Linked DNA regions of Homo sapiens: region 1 is linked to region 2. The links are chromatin contacts, found by Hi-C or POLR2A ChIA-PET in ENCODE. All regions are on one chromosome and are shown on one strand. The core of a region is the stretch at or near the end of the contact, and the rest is flanking DNA. Distances in the headings are between cores, read along the strand shown.

What was found. Hi-C counts contacts between places; a loop is a spot of excess contacts on that map. ChIA-PET counts read pairs that join two places held with the same protein, here RNA polymerase II (POLR2A). Pooled maps may share reads with other maps.
Region 1: a loop to region 2 is called in a pooled map, with 4 times the contacts of the local background. The contact joins the promoter of DHPS here to the promoter of ZNF414 in region 2. A Hi-C loop is called at or near these places in 1 of 50 pooled maps. POLR2A ChIA-PET finds 5 or more read pairs at or near these places in 2 of 52 experiments (WTC11 and activated T-cell).

Annotation. Positions count from the first base shown.
Region 1 is chr19:12,680,611-12,683,310 of GRCh38, reverse strand. DHPS (deoxyhypusine synthase) reads left to right here and starts at 1,431. Exons shown (of 9, transcript NM_001930.4): 1 at 1,431-1,751. The coding sequence starts at 1,545. RefSeq lists enhancers at 1-210, 734-1,256, 1,322-1,616, 1,257-1,780 and cis regulatory regions at 1,140-1,674, 1,700-2,200.
Region 2 is chr19:8,512,887-8,515,586 of GRCh38, reverse strand. It overlaps ZNF414 (zinc finger protein 414), which reads left to right and starts at 1,420. Exons shown (of 8, transcript NM_001146175.2): 1 at 1,420-1,543; 2 at 2,246-2,558. The coding sequence starts at 1,541. RefSeq lists a silencer at 1,410-1,719.

The DNA.
Region 1 (2,700 bases), core at 182-2,681, 4.2 Mb before region 2:
CGGTGAAACCCCGTCTCTACTAAAAATACAAAATATTAGCCGGGCGTGGTGGCCGGCGCCTGTAGTCCCAGTTACTGGGGAGGCTGAGGCAGAAGAATGGCGTGAACCTGGGAGGCGGAGGTTGCAGTGAGCCGAGATCGTGCCACTGCACTCCAGCCTGGGAGACAGCGCAAGACTCTAGCTCAAACAAACAAACAAACAAAACAGCAACAACAACAACAAAACCATCCTCCCCTCCCGAGGGGACAGAACAGAAACGAATGGGCGAGTGCCGGGCCAAGCAGTGGGTCTCCAGCAGGTGGCATTAAAATAGGAATTTTGGCTGGGGACGGTGGCTCACACCTGTAATCTCAGCACTTTGGAAAGCCCAGGCGGGCGGTCACCTGAGGGCAGAACCAGCCTCGCCAACATGGTGAAATGCCATCTCTACTAAAAATAAAAAATTAGCCAGGCCTGGTGGTGGGTGTCTGTAATCCCAGCAACTCGGGAGGCTGAGGCAGGAGAATCGCTTGAACCAGGGGGGCAGAGGTTGCAATGAGTCAAGATTGCACCACCGCACTCCAGCCTGCGTAACAAGAGCGTGTAACTCTTGTCTCAAAAATAAATTAAATAAATAAATAATAAAAATAAAAAAGAATCTTCATTCATGGGAAGTCGAGAACACATGAAAACAAGTAAAGGCCGAAGCGCAGTGGCTCACGCCTGTAATCCCAGCACTTTGGGAGGCTGAGGCGGGCGGATAACCTGAGGTCGGAAGTTCGAGACCAGCCTGACCAACAGGGAGAAACCCCGCCTCTACTAAAAATACAAAATTAGCCGGGCATGGCGGTGCATGCCAGTAGTCCCAGCTACTCGGGAGGCTGAGGCAGGAGAATCGCTTGAACCCGGAATGTGGAGGTTGTGGTGAGCTGAGATCGGGCAATTGCACTCCAGCCTGGGCAACAAGAGCGAAACCCTGTATCAAAAAAAAAAAAAAGAAAAAAAAAGGAAGAAAAGGCCTAAAGGCGCCGGGCGCGGTGGGTCACGCCTGTAATCCCAGCACTTTGGGAGGCCGAGGCGGGCGAATCACGAGGTCAGGAGATCGAGACCAGGTGAAACCCCGTCTCTACTAAAAATACAAAAAAATTAGCCGGGCGTGGTGGTGGGCGCCTGTAGTCCCAGCTACTCGGGAGGCTGAGGCAGGAGAACAGCGTGAACCCGGAAAGCGGAGCTGGCAGTGAGCTGAGATCGCGCCACTGCACTCCAGCCTGGGTGACAGAGCGAGACTCCGTCTCAAAAAAAAAAAAAAAAAAAAAAAGAAAGAAAGGGCCTAAAGGCTCCTCGCGGCTTCCGTATTACGGAACACACGCACAAAAATGGCGGCGACCTGGTTTACAGGGGCTAAAAATGGTCACGTGATAAACCAACTTCCGGTCTTTCGCCCAAAGCACGTTCCCTACTTCCTGTGCTCTTGCGGAGACGCGCGCGTCGGGGTTTAACGCGTTTCTGGGCCGCCGTAAGCCCGGCCTAGGGGCAGCTTTGACTCGAGAGCCGGCTATAGGCGCATGGAAGGTTCCCTGGAACGGGAGGCGCCAGCGGGGGCGCTGGCCGCCGTGCTAAAGCACAGCTCGACGTTGCCGCCCGAAAGCACCCAGGTCCGGGGCTACGACTTCAACCGCGGTGTGAATTACCGCGCACTGCTGGAGGCCTTCGGCACCACCGGCTTCCAAGCAACCAACTTCGGGCGCGCTGTACAGCAAGTCAATGCCATGGTGAGGACCGGGCGGAATTTCTAGGGACGCGGAGGGGCGTGGCTTGTAGAACCAACGCGGTACTAGACGGGGGCAGCGTTTCCAGTGGAGGGGATATGTCTTTTATTTGAGTTGCCCAATAGTTGGAGGAAGGCGGGACCTATTCTGGGCGGGAGTTTCTGTCCTGGGAAGGGGATTTTGCACTCTGGTAGTTACATGCTGGTACGGTAACCTGAGGAGGCGAGGACTGATTCTTGGTGTGGGGGCGGGTTCTAGGTACATTTAAAGCTTTCTGGAATGGGCGGAGCCTGGGGCAAGACAAATTAAGGGAGGATATGGGAGGAGGAGCCTAAGTCTGGGCGGTTCTTGAATTTAGATTTGCTTTTCCCAGCGGGGAAGGGACCGGATCTGAAAGGAGATGCTCTCTGATTCCTAAAAGGGTGGGGGCTGGCTGGGCGCGGTGGCGCATGCCTATAATCCCAGCATTTTGGGAAGCCGAGGCGGGTGGATCAAGAGAAGAGGAGTTCGAGACAAGCCTGGCCAACATGGTGAAACCCTGTCTCTACTAAAATGCAAAAAATTAGCCGGGCATGGTGTTGCGCGCCTGTAGTCCCAGCTACTCGGGAGGCTGAGGCAGGAGAATCGCTTGAACCCGCGAGGTGGAGGTTGCAGTGAGCTGAGATTGCGCCACTGCACTCCAGCCTGGTGACAGAGCGATACTCTGTCTCAAAAAAAAAAAAAAAAAAAGGCCGGGCACGGTGGCTCATGCCTGTAATCTCAGCATTTTGGGAGGCCGAGGCGGGCGGATCACCTGAGGTCGGGAGTTCGAGACCAGCCTGACCAACATGGAGAAACCCCGTCTCTACTAAAATGCAAAAAATTAGCCGGGCATGGTGGTGCGCGCCTGTAGTCCCAGCTACTCGGGAGGCTGAGGCAGGAGAATCGCTTGAACCCGGGAGGTGGAGCTTGC
Region 2 (2,700 bases), core at 171-2,670:
GAATCAGATGATGCGCCTCCCCCTGCTAAAAATTCATCAGTGGTTACAACATAAACCACACTCCTCTCTCTGCACCACTCCCATGGCCCTGCGTGACCTGCCGCGCACCATATTCGCTTTCTGACCTCCACACCCCGCCTCCACTCTGCTCCAGTGGTGCCCTGGCCACCTCGCTGCTCTTTGACCAAAATAAGCCCGTCCTGCCCCACTCCAGGACATCACCACCAGCTATCCGGTAGAGCCCCCTGCTCCTCGGGCTTTCCACCAGCTCACTCCTTGATCATCTGGAGACAGCTCCGAAGTCACCTCCTCAGAGTGGCTTCCCTGACCCATCACTTCGACATTTCATTGTTTCCTTCATTGCTCTGAATAGGACAAAAGATTGTTTTTGCACTTGTTGATTTACTATTTCCCCATTTTTATTTAACTTTTAGAGATGGGGGTCTCGCTTTTTCGACCAGGCAGGAGTGCAGTGGTGCCATCACGCTCACTGCAGCCTCGACGTCCCTGGCTCGAGCGATGCTGTTTCCCCATTTTAAAATGTGAGTGCAAGGGGAGGCGAGGTGGCTCACGCCTGCAATCCTAACATTTGGGAGGCCAAGGCGGGAGGATCGCTTGAGCCCAGGAGTTTGAGACCGGCCTGGGCAACACACAGAGAGACCCTGTCTCTAAAAAGAATTTAAAAATTAGCTGGGCATGGTGGCACACGCCAGTAATCCCAGCTACTCGGGAGGCTGAGATGGGAGGATCGCCTGAACCCAGGAGGTCAAGGCTGTAGCGAGCTATGATCGCATCACTGCACTCCAGCCTGGGCGACAGAGCAAGACCCTGTCTCAACACTATAAAAAATAAAGAACTGGCCGGGCGCGGTGGCTCACGCCTGTAATCCCAGTACTTTGGGAGGCCGAGGCGGGTGGATCACCTGAGGTCAGGAGGTGACGACCAGCCTGGACAACATGGTAAAACCCAGTCTCTACTAAAAATACAAAAAATTAGCCAGACGTGGTGGTGGGCGCCCGTAATCCCAGCCACTTGGGAGGCTGAGGCAGAAGAATCGCTTGAACCCAGGAGGCGGAGGTTGCAGTGAGCCGAGATCGCGCCATTAAACTCCAGCCTGAGCAACAAGAGCGAAACTCTGTCTCAAAAAAAAATAAAAAATATAAAGAAAGAACTGCTGTTTATCGCCTGTCCAGGGCTGATCTTGGGACAAGACTAGAGGGATGAAGGTGCCCACTTTGAAGACTAGGACAGCGAGGTCATCCCGGATCTCCGTGCACGGAGTCTGCTGAAGTGCGCGCTGACTGCCCGGGGATAGATAGCAAGATTGCACCAGCGTCCGACCTGAGCTCCAGGGTGACTCTGCCCTCAGGCCCCGCCCCCTCTCCGAGCGCCCTGCGCAGGCCCCGCCCCCAGTCTCGCGAGAGCTGAGAGGTGGAAAATGGCGCTGACGTGAGCGCGAACTCGCACTGCCCAGAGGGTGGCCGCCGCCTAAGCTGCAGCCGCCGGAGCCGCAGAAACAAGAGGCCGAGCCGTGTCGAAGATGGTGAGCGCGGCACCGGGGTCGCGGGCGCGGCGGAGCTGCGGGGACTGGCGGGGAGCGGCCCTGTCGCGCCTACAGCCTCCGGCCGACCCCGCCCCCACATCCGGGCACCCGTCCGCCGCTGGCTGTCACTCGGAGAGCGCCCTACTTCCGGGCCCGGCCCGGAATGGACCACGCCCGTCAGGCTAGGACTCCGCCCCTAAACTTCTTACATCCGGGCCCCCAGCACCTCCAAGATTGTCCACACTGCTCGAGGCCGGCCGGTCTCGGTCCTCAGACAATCCATGTCTAGCTCCTCTAGCATCTTCCCAGTCCATGCCTGCCCATAGCCCCGCCTCCGTAGCCTTGGCCCCGCCCACTCCCTCTAGGCCACGCTTGTGTGCATACTGGGGCTCCCACCTATCCTAGTTGAGGAGAGCAGATGTTTCTCCCGTATGCATAAGGAGCTCAATCCGGGCCAGTGCAGTGGCTGACGACTCTAATCCCAGCACTTTGGGAGGCTGAGGCAGGAGGATCACTTGAGACCAGGGGTTCAAGACCAGTGAGGGCAACATGGCGAGACCCCATCTTTATAAAAAGAAAAAAAGAGCTTAGTCCACCCTTACGTATTCCCCTATCCTCTCCTGCTGGTGATTCCTTAGGATGGGGGCCGACTGGGTTGACCCAGAGCCCAGAAGGGTTCTCTCCGCCTCTTCCTTCCACCAGGAGGAGAAACCCTCAGGGCCCATCCCAGACATGCTGGCCACTGCAGAGCCCAGCTCCAGTGAGACCGACAAGGAGGTGTTGTCCCCGGCTGTGCCAGCTGCAGCCCCTTCCTCCTCCATGTCGGAGGAGCCAGGCCCTGAGCAGGCAGCCACACCGCCAGTGTGGGAACGTGGAGGGGCTGGAGGGATGCAGCAGGGCTCCTCCCCAGCCCCAGACAGCTGCCAGCCTGGCCCCGGACCCAGCCCTGGCCTGACCAGCATAGTCTCCGGGACCAGCGAGGACCTGCGGCCTCCCAGACGACGCCCACCTCCAGGTGATCTGTGATGGGGTCTTCTGGGGAATCACAGTCCCTGAAACAATAGAAGCGAGACGTAGAGAATCTCTAACCTCAGGGCCTTTCTAGAGGGATGCCACTCATCATTTTACGGAGCAGCCGGTGGATGCCAGGCTGTGGC